Regions from separate parts of the Homo sapiens genome. Here region 1 is linked to region 2. Evidence: chromatin contacts called from ENCODE Hi-C data. All regions are on one chromosome and are shown on one strand. The core of a region is the stretch at or near the end of the contact, and the rest is flanking DNA. Distances in the headings are between cores, read along the strand shown. Region 1 has its middle 620 kb from the start of HINT1. Region 2 has its middle 420 kb from the start of CHSY3-AS1.

Region 1 (7,097 bases), core at 2,460-4,959, 220 kb before region 2:
AAAGGTAGATTACCTAATGGCTGGTTGGCTCAAACCTGTGAATTACATGCTCTTAACCAGGCCCTAAACCTCCTCGAAGACCAAGAAGGCACTATATATACTGATTCTAAATATGCTCATGGGGTATTACACACTTTTGGAAAAATCTGGACAGAGCAGGGCCTAATAAATAGCAGGTGAAAAGAATTGGTACATGGGGAACTGGTCAAACAGGTTTTAGAAAGCCTCCTACTTCCAGCAGAGGTAGCCATAGTTCATGTAAATGATCATCAGATAGGGAATACTGTAGAAGCTATAGGAAACAGGCTTGCAGATGAAGCTGCTAAGCAAGCTTCCCTGGAGGAAGAAATTAGACTATTTAGCCTGATCCCAGACATCTCTAAGGTAGTATTAAGACCCCAGTTTACCAAAGAGGAGAAGGAAGAATTAGACAAGATAGGGGTCACTCAAACTGAAGATGGGAAATGGGTACTTCCTGCTGGGAGAGAAATGATAAAACCCCTGATGAGAGAACTAATGTCTATATTACACAAAGGGAGTCACTGGGGACCCCAGGCTCTGTGTGATGCAATACTTAGGAATTATGTGTGTATAGGGATTTAGACCCTCACTAAACAAGTATGTGGAAGTTGTGTAATTTGTCAAAGCTTAAACAAAATGTTGGCTAGAAAACAGGCCATGGGAGGAAGACCTCCCGGACTAAGACTATTTCAAAGCATTCAAGTAGATTTCAGAGAAATGCCCAAAATAGTAAGACTAAAGTATTTACTGGTGATCGTAGATCACCTTTCCGGCTGGATGGAAGGCTTTCCCCTTCCAACGGCCACCACCAGGAATGTCAAAATAATATTAGAGTAGATTGTACCTAGATTTGGCCTGGCAGAAAATATTGATTCAGACAATGGGAGCCACTTTACCTCAAGGGTGTTAAGGGGAATTATGGAAGGTTTACAAATTAGATGGGATTATCGCACCCCCTTGGCATCCTCCTTCCTCTGGAAAGGTAGAAAGAATGAATCAAACTTTCAAAAAGCATATCACCAAACTAATCTTAGAAACTAAAATGCCTTGTACCACATGTCTCCAAATAGCACTCCTTAGCATTAGGACAGCTCCAAGAAAAGATGGGATTGCCCCCTACAAGTTATTATATGGGCTCCCATATTTAGGCAGAGCTACAGATCTCCCTACTATGGAAACCAAGGATCAATTCTTAAGAAATTATTTACTGGCCATTTCCTCCACCCTGTCATCCCTTAGGTTAAAAGGACTTCTAATTCAAGTCTGCCTCTTGAGTTCATGGTTACCACTTCCAGCTTGGTGACTTGGTACTGGTTAAGACTTGGAAAGAAGATAAGCTCCACCCAAGCAGGGATGGTCCCTATCAAGTGCTTTTGACCACTGAGACAGCCATGAGAACAGCTGAATGGGGGTGGACTCACTATACTGGAGTCAAATGACTGGTAAAAGAGACCCCAGAAGGGAGAGAGAAAGACCAGTGAAAAGTGCACGGGTCACCCAGGAACCCTTAAAGTTAACTCAGAAAAATCTAAAAAGAAAATATGGGCTGGCCTCATTTCTGGAAGTTAATATGGCTGGGATGGGCTACTATACAGAGCAGAAGGTTAAAATGGAAACTGGCAGGGGACTCCTCTCTACCCAATCAGATTGGTAATTAATGTAACCAAGATGGTAGCACCCTAGACTATAAGATTTGATGCCTGCCACGTCTTACCTTGTGGGAATTTGGAAAATCAGAGACAGCTCTCACAGGCATATAAATATCTTTGCCCTGAACCAGACACAGGTTACAGCAGGGCATCAGCTTGCCCAGCTGGGATGATGTGTGGTGGACTACCCAATTTCAGGGTTGGACAGTAAATATGGGGTGGGCAACTCCTAGCTGGAGACCATTAAAGAATAAACTACATCTATCCAAGGGCTTCCCACCAAATAACTGCCAGAATTTAGAATGCAATCCTATACTCATCATCACTGACAATCCAGCTGTTCTAGACCAAGAACCAAAAGTAGTGTCTTGGGTATATGGATTAGGGATTAGGGGCAAACATCACAGGGAAAGACACCCTAGGGTGATTTGTTCTCAAACTAATCAAGAACTCAACCTCCCATTTGCCTGGGACTACTCCAACCCCTGACTCCAATAAACACTTTAGTTCACCGAATAATGACCCTAAAAGGGTAGAAATAATTGAGGTAAAGGATTTAAGGCAAACCTCAGAAACTGAGAGAGAGTACAGGGTATAGTCAAATGGATCAAATTTTCCGTACAAGCCCTCAACAAGAGTAACTGCTATGCATGTGCTGTGGGAAAACCTCAAGCACAGGTGGTTCCATTTTCCTTAGGATGGGATACCAATCCTGAAGAAATGCATTGCATGTTGGCTCTATACCAGGACAATGATGCATGGGGAAATGAGACTTGTAAGAGTCTGTCATTGCTCTTTCCTGTATTGCAAAGGTCAGATCCCATAGCAATTCCCTCATTCTCTATAGGGAATATGAACCACTCCTCTTGCCTCTCAAGGAAGGGGGCAGAGTTCAGTAAGCCCATGGGAGAACTATTGAGTTGTACCCACATCCTAAACATCACTGGTAAGTTAGGCAGTGGCAATTACTCAGCCTCCATATACCCCGGATGGATGTCTGGTGGTATTGTGGGAAGAGGAACCTCTATAACCTCTTACCATCCAACTGGACTGAGATTTGTGCTTTAGTCCAGCTGGTGATTGCCTTCACCCTGGCATTCCATAAAATGCCTGAAAATGCACTTGGCCACTAAAACTGGAGAGATTTGACAAATTCTTTTGATCCCAATTTATAAGTTGACTTGATAGGAGTCCCTGTGGGGGTGCCTAATAAATTTAAGGCCCCAAACCAAATAACTGCTGGGTTTGAGTCAGCACTCTTCTGGTGGTCAACTATTAATAAAAATGTGGATTGGATTAACTACATCTATTGTAATCAACAGAGATTCATCAGCTATACTCTGGATGCCCTCAAGGGGTTGGCTAGCCAGTTAGATGCCACCACTCAAATGGTCTGGGAAAACAGGCTTCAACTAGACATAATACTAGCAGAAAAAGGGGTTGTATATGTCATGCTGGGTGGGAAATGTTGTACTTTCGTTCCCAAAAATACTGCCTCAGATGGGACCATCATGAAACTTTACAAGGACTGACAACTCTAGCCAACAGACTGGCAGAAAATGCTGGAATTTAAGATCCATTTACTGGTTGGCTCGAAGGATGATTTGGAAAACAGAAAGGCATGGTAGCTTCAATCCTTACATCTCTCATAATTGTGGCAGGAGTCTTAACAGCAGTGGGGTGTTGCATTATCCCTGTGTGAGCAGACTAGCACAGAAATTAATTAAAATAGCTGTTAATAAACAAATGCCCATGTCTTACCAGAAAAATAGCCTGCTACTATTAGAAACCAAATTAAACTCACTCTCTTATGGGGAGAAAATAAACAACTTCTAGAGTGATTCGAGGACCAAAAGGGTTTAGATGAAAATGAGACCAAAGAAGTAGATAGAAAAGAGGAAGGAATTTGTGAGAAAACATTTTAAATGGTCCAGTTTCAAGGCATGATAAATCTAAGTACTGGCAGCCAGCCTGCAGATGTGGCAAACCACATGACTCATGCACCTAGAAGTTAACCATAAGTGAACAGAATGTAGAGGAGGGGTCAGCCCATAAAAGGGAAGAAAGTTTCATTATTAAGAAATCGAAATTTAAGTGGGGAAGGGGACCAGGGTATAACCTTATAAGGGGGATAATGAAACTTAGGCAACTTGTAACTTAGGAAAATTGTAACTCCATAGTACTCAACCAATGAGGAACTGGGGGAGAGAATTGTGTGCTAGGAGATAAATTACCTGCTGTTAACTGCCCCAGGTGTGCCTGCCTACCATACACCCGATCTTGCAAGACAGCCATTAAAAGTCTTGCTTCTCCTGTTCTTGTCTCTGAGTCCATTCTTTGTGTTTGGACTAGTGAATGTGTTTCTCACACCATCTATGGTTCACTCTCCAAGCAGAAACTGGGAGTGATCACTATAAATCTGAATGAATTCCTGTTATTCTTCTCCTTAGACCCCTCTCCTGCCTGGCCAGCAATCACTTTGCATGACTCTTAGAATACAGTGTAAACTATTTAATGTATGATTGAATACTAAAATAATTTGATCCCTGAATATCTCAACCTCTAATCTCTCTCAACTCTTATCCTCTTGTCCTCACTTAATGTGTTGTAGCTATCCTTATCTTCTTTTTCCTATTTCTAAAATACATAAAGGTTCTAAACTTAGAAATGGTTTACTTGTTCCTCTAGCTGGAATTCTCTAACTATACCACTTGAAGCATGGTTGGTTCCTTCTAGCATTTCAGGTCTCAGATTTTCTAACTGACCAATCTAGTAGTCTTCATCCTCTCCTGACCACAGATTCAAATTTATTTTGTTCAGATCACTTATCTGTAGTCTGTACTATTTATTTGTTTATTTCTAATGTTTACCCCTCAACCCCTGAGTGCATAAAAATGTAAGTAAAATGAGATAAAGATTTGGCTATTTTTATTTACCAATGTATTCTCAGTACCTAAAATATGTTTTGGTAAATGGTAAATAAATTAATATATGGAAATTATCTTTGAAACAATTGTTCCAAGTATAACATTTTCATTGTTTAGCCACTTCTCTGTAACCCACTGTGAGCAAGGACATAAATGAAGGATAAAGACTTTAGAGCAAAAGGTAAATTAAAACCTGACCACATGAGATCACATTTGTTTAGATTTAACACAAGGAAAAGGGAAATGAAAATAACGACATTTTAGTTTTTTGGGAAGTCTTGAAATAGAAATGCAATTTCACTTCAAATGGTTTTTGTCCTATAACTTTGGGGTGTGTGTGTGTGTGTGTGTGTGTGTGTGTGTGTGTGTGTGTGTATATTTTTTTTTTTTTTTTGAGACAGAATCTCGCTCTGTCGCCCAGGCTGGAGTGTGGTGGTGTGATCTCGGCTCACTGCAACCTCTGCCTCCCAGGTTCACGCCATTCTCCTGCCTCAGCCTCTCAAGTAGCTGGGACTACAGGCACCTGCCACCATGCCTAAGTAATTTTTTGTATTTTTAGTAGAGATGGGGTTTCACAGTGTTAGCCAGGATGGTCTCGATCTCCTGACCTCATGATCCGCCCACCTCTGCCTCCCAAAGTGCTGGGATTACAGGCATGAGCCACTGCGCCCGGCCTGGTGTATATTTGTTTAATTAGTTGTATTAATGGGAGACTACATTTTGGTTGATGACTCTAGATATTTGTAACTGAGGGGGATAAATTAAGTTTGGGCAGTAATTCAAGCTGCTGAAGAAAAGAAACTTGGCGGGGAGCCTAATATTTAACGAAGGAAGCCCATTTATTCAGGCAAATTAGGGAATCATGGAATTATAGGTTATTCTATATGTTTAAACAAATTAGAAATATAATTATTGATATATACTGATTGGGAGATATTTTCTACTCATTGAAAATTGAATATGATTTTGGAAAAAATTTTGTTGCTCATAATGTTAGTTTGAAATTTTTAGGCAGGTCTTGAAAGGTTATGAATACTTAGAAAAAATCTATTTATTCCTGATTTGTTAGCTATTTTAATGGAGATATGGTAGTCTCCATTACAGTATCCATAGCCTCTGAGGAAAGAGAGCTGTTTATATTTAGCTGTAATTATTTTGCTGCCTCATCCACAGCAGCTGTTGACCTAAGGAACATCACATACCACCATTTGTTCTCTGATATCGCACCTGGAATATACCACAGGAAAAACTAATAAAACGAATACAAAGCAATTGACAGATTTGAAGGGAATGATAAAGCTATAATAACCATTTAACATGAGAATTAAAGTCATCATATAAGACACACCAGTAGCTGTAAAAGAATAACAAAAACATAGTGTATACTACCAATGAAAGATTAGTCTAAACACTGTGGTGGATCATGTGTCTGCTTTGTTATTTTTCGCATATGGAAAAATTTCCCTGAAAACAACCTTGCTTTTCTTACTTCTTATACAAGCACTTGGCATAATTAGTTCTAGCTTGATTGTGTGATTGGTTCTCATCATTTTATTTTGAAATTCTGCTTTTCTGTTCATTTTTTTCCTTGACTTTTTTTTATGAGGTTTACTGAGGTTTACTTTTATGTGTATTAATTTTCTGCTCCTTCAATTGAGTGAAGTGTAGATCTTTTAGGCATGGTATATAGTACTAGACTATAGTATTCTGCTAGTGTGAACAACCTTCCTGGTTTGCTTCAGACTAAGTTGGACTTTAAGTGCTAAATTTTGGGACAATTTGTCACCTTAGCACTGAAAAAACAAAAAGAATATAGAAAGATCTTTGAAAACCTGAGATCAAGAAGAAGAAATTAAGATGCCCTTAAATGTTTGTGCCCATGTAACTGTAGGTTCATGTGTCGGCCTGCTTCCAATGTAAGAATGCCGTCTAAATTTTGGGACATGTCTAAGTGAAAATGGACAGGTTTGAAATGTTGCCAACCTGAAAGCAAAGAGCAGTGTCAGGATGGGAAGATGTTCTGCTAGAAGTGGAAACTCCCAGAACTGGAGGAATAACCTCTATGCTCTATTCAATATAAATTTGTTTCAAACTTTAAATTTGCAATTTTGAAATTGTTTCAGAGGCTTATTAAATTCAGCCACAACCATCTTTGTAGTCAATGCTCCTCTATTTGCCCCCTTTCCTGTGGATTTTATTGCATTTATAATTTATTACAGAGTAAATCTCACATATTATCAGCTCTATGGGATAGATGAGAATGAGAGAGTTACTAATATATCTTTGTATGATGCAGCTTTAACTTTCGTCTTAATCCTTTAACAGCTTTATTGAGATATAACTCACATATCATACAAGTCATCCATTTAAAATGTACAATTCATTAGTTTTTAACATGTTCACAGAGTTGTGCCAATTTTACCACCACCACAGCCAATTTTAGTACATTTTCATCGTCCAATACAGGAACTCCACAATCATTAGTAGTCATTCTCCATTT
Region 2 (7,016 bases), core at 1,041-3,540:
TTTAATCCTGCAAACCTTATGATTATCTAATCTTTGCCAGTCATTGGTTGCAGTTCAGCCACCTTTCCTAAAGATGTATATTTTTCTCTATGTGCTCTCATTTATAACGGCTTAGACTAAACATTTAGCACTTTCCATTTGGATGTTACTGGAAGCTACAAGAGGTAATAAACACATTAACAACATGATGTTTCTCTACCATGCCCATGAAGTGCCACCCTTGGTTGATATATGGTTCAAGACCCAAGGTATAATAGGTTATAGATCTACCAGCTGCTTTGCTATTGCGTTATTGTAAAATGTAAGAGCCATACTTCCCTTCACTCCCTTTTCTATTCTGTCAAATCTACATTTTAGGATTTTTCCATTTGCAGTATTTTTGTTTTAGTTGGCTCTCTGTTCATCACAATTGACAGAACTTCAAGTGAAAATAGATTAAGCAAAAAAATGAGCAATTTATTAGCTTTCATATGTTGGAAATCCAGATGTAGGAAAGGTCTCAAGACTCCGGATACTTAAATGATACCATCAGAATTCTTCTTTCATCCATTAGCTCTGCTTCACTTTATGTGTTGGCCTCATTTCCTCCATTGCTGCTGGGCTTCCCCCAGATGGAAGATAAAAATGGGAATGCCATATTTGTAGACAGCCTTAAGTTTACATGATGTCAGCCCACTGATCTCAGAGTAAAGTGTGCTTCTGTTATCCAGTATTTATATATTAAGCGCCATATAAAAGATCAGCAGCCCTTCTTTTGTAACATTCATCCAACAATACGTTGGCTGCCTGGCCAGGCGCAGGTCAATGACCCTTACCGGGCTTGGTGAAATACAACTGGCATCCTTGTCAGCGAGGGACAACTTTCAAAGGAAATTGTGTTCACTTACTGTTACCAAAACACCAGATGTTCGGTCTAGATCCTGTTTCTTGCTTCACAGAAAGCCTATCACTGAAACAAGTATTGCCAAAGATGAAGCCTTTAATAGAGTGCTGCAGCCAAGAGGCCAGGAGGTCTCAAATCCATCTCCCTGACTGACTAAAATTAGGAGCTGATATAGCAGGGAAGAAATGTAACCATGTGTGGGAAAACAGGAATTAGGGAGGGGTAAAGAAGAGCAGCTGGTCAATGGGAAGCAAGTGGTCAGTTAGGCAAACTTAACAGATAAAGTGTCGGGCATCTGATTGTCCAAATGCAGTGATCTGGTGACTTTCAGCTCCTTGCTACTATTTGGGAGGCCTGATGGCTGGTTTCCTTGGAAAGGAACTCAGATAAGACAAATGCAACTTTCTCAGGTTTTAAAACTAGGAGGGCCAACTTCTATGTTTATTCAAAGAAACCACGAACATCAGCTCTGTGGGACACCTGCTCAGTTTCATTACCAGAAGAACGTGGAAATGATCTTTGGCTGTTGAAAGAGTAAATGCTCATCATGGAAAGAAAAATAAAAAGAAAAGCTCTGAAAGTGACTGAATCAATGACTGACATCATCTGATACAAGCCAGTTATTCCCTTTTGCCTAAGTTCCATCAGGTATAAAATAAAGAAGATAGTCTACTCCTAAACCCCTCACATTTGATAGAAACACAACTGGATGAACTTGAGTATTTACTTGCTTGGAACATCAAGGTTTCTTTGCTTTTCTCTTTCTTTCCCTGATTACAGAAAATTCGTGCTTATAAAGTAATAACAAAATATTAATAAGTCAATGCTTACGTAGTGTTCATTATTTGGCAGGCTGTTCTGAATGCTTAGCATATATTAACTCATTTCGTTCTCACAACACCCTAGGATGTAACTATTATTAGTATCACCATTTAAGAGATGAGAAAAATAAGAGAGATTGGAACATTTTCTACAGTCACATGGTTAGTAAACTGCAGAGCTGGGATTCAGATTCAGGCATCCCATTTGCTGCTGAGTATGATTTCTACCTCTCCTTTCTTTCAGTACATAGTTGAGTCTCACTATAACTTTTCAGGAACACCAGGAACTATAGGCATGATAAAAGAAGGGCTTTGTATGTGTTCTTAATCATGAAACAGTAGATAGTATGATATCCATTTTGATGTAAATTTGAAGAATGTATTTTAATTCCTTTTAAAATCTCTCCACTAGTACAACTGGCTCCTTCAACAGGAAACAGGTGGTCAGTTAGGCAATCATAACAGCTGCATTTCTTATCTGCCAGGTATTCTTAAGATATTGCTCACTTCCCTTTTTTACTTTCACAAGCCATAGCTACTCTGATGTAATTGATCTTTTGAGAGTGTATAAAGTGCTATTTAAAAGTTGCTTAAGTACAGGAAGATTCTATGTCCTATACCCATTCAGTGGAGATGAGAGTTTTTGAGGAGTAACAGTTTCTTTGCTGCTGTCTTATAGGGACACACATTTGGGTACCCACCTTGTACCAGGCACTGTGATAAGGGCTTTGTCATCTTCAATAGGACTTTCTCACCTTCAGTGAGAGGTGTGAAGCTCAGTTATCCATAAACACAGGCTGTTCGGTCTGTAGTCAATTCTATTTTTCAAAGGGATTCTCAAGTCTCCCTTCATCATCATCGCAGAACAATTTTTTTAAAAAAAAATCTGCTCAAGCCTTCTAAGCGGGTCTCAGAAATAGAAAGCAATTTTCTGCTGAATTAACCAAGGTAGTAAATTCAAAGAGGATAGTTTACTATAAAGGCTTATGGGATTGTGAATCAATGTAAACAATTTACTTCTAAAGCCTCTGCCTGGATGGCCATTTAAGGTTGAAATGTGTTTCAATAGTGCCCTGAAAGCTTAAATGAAATTGTCATATAAATACTCCACACTTTGACACATTTCCAATTATTATAATAATTTCACAGCTTTTGAGACTTTTGAAATTATTTGGTTCAATTTAATGTGTAAGGAAAAGACCAATAGGAATTCTTGTTGCTTAAGAAGATTAACACAATCTTTGACAGAGTTGTTTCTATCATAAAATACTACAAGTATTTGAGCACCTAGTATCACAAAAGCTACCTATGATTTTTACATTTTCAAACGAAGAGGAGAAATTATGTTTTTACCAAAGGTCCATATTTTCATTGTGAAACAATATTAAAGGAGAACACATGTTAGAATGAATTGTTATAATTATTTTTTCTGTGCCTTGGGTGGGAGTGTATTAATTATATCAAATTACTACCTAAATAAAAAAGAATGAAAATAATGGTTTGTAGAGAGCAGAGCTAGACATTGAGAGCAGAACTAGAAATTAAGATTATTAGAAAACAACTGTCGTTTTCCCATCTAACCTTAGGAAACCACATTTTATATGGGAAAGTGAAAAAACACAGAAAACCTAATAGCATTATTCTACATTTCTTTCTACTAACTTACTCTAATATTGTCCTAAAGGCATGCATGAACTTTTACTATTCTAAAGGATAAATACAAAAAATGAAAAGTTTGGATTCCATTATACAGCATTTTGTATTCCTAGATTTTATATATATATTCCAAATTAAAGAAAACAAAAATATTTGTAGTAATCAATTCTTCAGCAGAACTTAGTGATGGCACCTACATTATAGATTAAAATAAAATTATGCATACAAAATTATACAAATCTGTTCACTTAATGCTTGAAGTAAGTAGGAGGAAATTACTGCATGTGATTTTTAGAAAGTGTTGTTGAGTACATCAGAAGAAGTTAAATTAATAACCCTTAAAATCTTTGCTTGGTATCAGCAGCCATTCACAAGAGTAATATATAGGAGCTATAAGTAGGGGTTTAACCAACCTGTAGAAATGTCTTTTACTCTATAACTTAACAGTTCTGCCAGAGTTTTACTTAACTAGAATTATACCAAAATAATACCTGTTATTTTGAGGACACATTTACAAAATAATAAAGAATACTTTACACTGCTACCAAAACAACATTATGAAGCCTGAAGAGAGCATGTCAGGAAGACAGAATGCATAATTTTTCTCACATACTACAGCCAAAAGCCTACAAATGGTGTTCATTGTTGGTTCAATAATACATTCTAACATTCTCGCATCTTGTGATGTCATGTTTTTAATCTTTAGATACTGATTCCATAGATTAAAATCTACAATCTTATCTAATTTGGAACCAACAAATTCTCTGATTGGGTGTATCTGAAACACTATCTTGAAAATGAGCTTGGCCCTAAGGAATTATCATTTTTTCTTAACAAATGGACTATGATGCTTGTGCAAATATTTACCTTAAATCAACAATCTTAAATCAAATGCAATATTCTATTTGCAAAACTGTATAGCTTAACTTTCCATAAAGAAGGTGGATACTCACCCTCAGGACTGTGAAAATTACACTTCTATAAATGGCAGGTGTGAATCTCTTATTCAAAATGTGTGAAAAATAGAATCAGAGTTAATTTGTTTTGCCACAGACCTATTTCCCCTCATTCTTCCTTCATACTAAAAAAAATTAGTCATGTGCATTTTAGAATTTTTAGAGTCAAATTATATTGATTATTACTTTTGACTATAGGGAGAAGAATTTTCATTGTCCAAGTTTAATGAAATTTTACTCTCAAGTAGACTGGATTAGCCAAGAAACAAATTCACAATGTAAATATGTAAAATTTCCTTTAACAAGACTGTTCATAAAATTCTGATAACATATTTTCTTTAATTTTTTAAACTTTTATTTTAGATTTACGGGTATATGTGAAGGTTTGTTATGTAGGTCACTGGGGTTTGTTGTACAGATTATTTGGTCACCCAGGTACTAAGCATAGTACATATTTTTTCTGCTCCTCTCCCTCCTCCACCTCCACCCTCAAGTAGGCCTTGGTATCTGTTGTTGCTCTTTTTATGTTCATATGTTCTCATTGTTTAGCTCCCAATTACAAGTGAGAAGATGCAGTATTTGTTTTATGTTCCTGCATTAATTTGCTTAGGATAATGGCTTCCAGCACCATCCATGTTGCTGCAAAGGACATGATCTTGTGCTTTTTTATGGCTGCATAGCATTCCATGGTGTATATGTACCATATTTTACTTTTTTTCTTTTTTTGAGACAGAGTTTCGCTCTATTGCTCAGGCTGGAGTGCAGTGGCACGATCTTGGCTCACTGCAAGCTCCACCTCCCAGGTTCACACCATTCTCCTGACTCAGCCTCCTGAGTAGCTGGGGCTACAGGTGTCCACCACCATGCATGGCTAATTTTTTTTTTTTTTGTATTTATAGTAGAGATGGGGTTTCACCATGTTAGCCAGGATGGTCTCAATCTCCTGACCTCGTGATCCACCCACTTTGGCCTCCCAAAGTACTGGGATTACAGGCATGAGCCACCACACCCAGCCTGCATTTTCTTTATTCAGTATACTGTTGATAGGTATTTAGATTGATTTCATGTTTTTGGTGTTGTGAATAGTGCTGTGATGAACATATATGCACATATGTGTCTTTACGGTGGAATAATTTATATTTCTTTGGGTATATGCCCAATTATGGGATGTCTGGGTTGAATGGTAATTCTGTTTTAAGTTATTTGAAGAATCCACACACTGCTTTCTACAGTGGTTGAACTACTTTACATTCCCACCAGCAGTATATGTGATCCCTTTTCTCTGCAACTTCACCAGCATCTGTTATTTTTTGCCTTTTTAATAAGAGTCATTCTGACTGGTGTGAGATGGTATCTCATGGTGGTTTTGACTTGCATTTCTCTAGTGAGTAGTGATGTTGAGCATTTTTACATATGCTTATTGACCATGTGTATGTCTTCTTTTGAAAGGTGTCTGTTCATGTTCTTTGCCCACTTTGTAATGGAGTTGTTTGGTTCTTGCTTGTAAATTTGTTTAAGTTCCTTATCGATTCTGGAAATTAGACCTTCGTCAAATGCATAGGTTGCATTTTAGGTCAGAAAGTTGTATCTGAAAGGAATACGTACGTGAAAGGTCCATGGAAGCAAATTCCACTTTACTTGTTTATTCTCACTTTTCCTCTGCACCACTCCTTCCCCTGCTCCCCTCTCCCCTACCCAACCACAGCAACCATTCTATACCATTGAATGTTATGTTTTTTCACCCCGTATGTGTTTTATGAAACATGTATTGTTATTTTGTGTGGACATATTTTTAGTTTATATAAATGATATTGGATTATATAGCTTATTTCATCTTGTTTTTTAACTTTTCTCACATAAGCTCTGAGTTTTTTATTTTTTCAGTTGATTTTTTATCATAGTAAGATCTACATTCAGTGTAATATAAAGATCTTAAATGTATATTTTGATGAGTTTTCCTAAAAGCATTCATTTATTTAACCATTACACCACTGAGGTATAGAATGATTCTATCACACCTGGAAATTTCTTATTGACTCCTTTAGTCAATCTTCAGCCACTTTTTAAATTTATATCAAGACTTGGAAGTCAAAGCTTACAAACCAGAAAATACTAAAATTATTTCTACCAGATAAAGTGTGGAACTGAACAGAATGAAAAATGAAAGATCAAACAGTTCACAAGACTTAATCTGGAAATCCTGTAATTGTGATGTTTTGACTTGAAAGAATCTTTTGACATAACTGCTATTTTTAATTGGATAAATTTACACTCTATACTAGGATAAAATTAAATTAAGAAGGTCTACAATTTGTATCTAAATGTAAACTATTCAAAAAGTTAATAAATAGGATTTATTTTATGAGTTTAGCTTAAAAATATTTATCAAAGAAAGGTCTTCTAAAGGAGAAAAAAGAAGAAAATAACTGGAAAAATACATGGGTTTAAAATTTTACACATTTCAATATGAAAAGAACAAAAATTGATAATATCGCCCATCAAAAAAATTTTTTGAGATTACCAAGTACCTCACATGTAGAAAGAATATTTTCTCCATTAATATTTTCTTTAGAGAAGAATTATAAACTGTTTTAAAGTTACTAAGTATAAAATATAACTTTAAAAATTATTGGAGTTATTTGGAAAAATAAAAATAAGACCAGCTGAAAAAAATCTAAGTGCTTCAGAAAAATATCAGTG

What was found. Hi-C counts contacts between places; a loop is a spot of excess contacts on that map. Pooled maps may share reads with other maps.
Region 1: a map with no recorded cell type shows a loop between it and region 2 (6-fold over the local background). The contact joins two enhancer-like sites. A Hi-C loop is called at or near these places in 4 of 168 maps with a recorded cell type or tissue (Caco-2, Calu3, endothelial cell of umbilical vein and 1 more), 1 of 37 single-sample maps with no recorded cell type and 6 of 50 pooled maps.

The regions. Positions count from the first base shown.
Region 1 is chr5:130,538,628-130,545,724 of GRCh38, reverse strand. No RefSeq gene overlaps it. Among named protein-coding and RNA genes, the nearest start is that of HINT1, 620 kb to the left of the region's middle. Within about 2 kb of position 3,709, at least 3 of the 41 ENCODE cell types and tissues checked have a DNase peak (open chromatin) inside an H3K27ac peak, as active enhancers do.
Region 2 is chr5:130,319,450-130,326,465 of GRCh38, reverse strand. No RefSeq gene overlaps it. Among named protein-coding and RNA genes, the nearest start is that of CHSY3-AS1, 420 kb to the right of the region's middle. Within about 2 kb of position 2,290, at least 3 of the 41 ENCODE cell types and tissues checked have a DNase peak (open chromatin) inside an H3K27ac peak, as active enhancers do.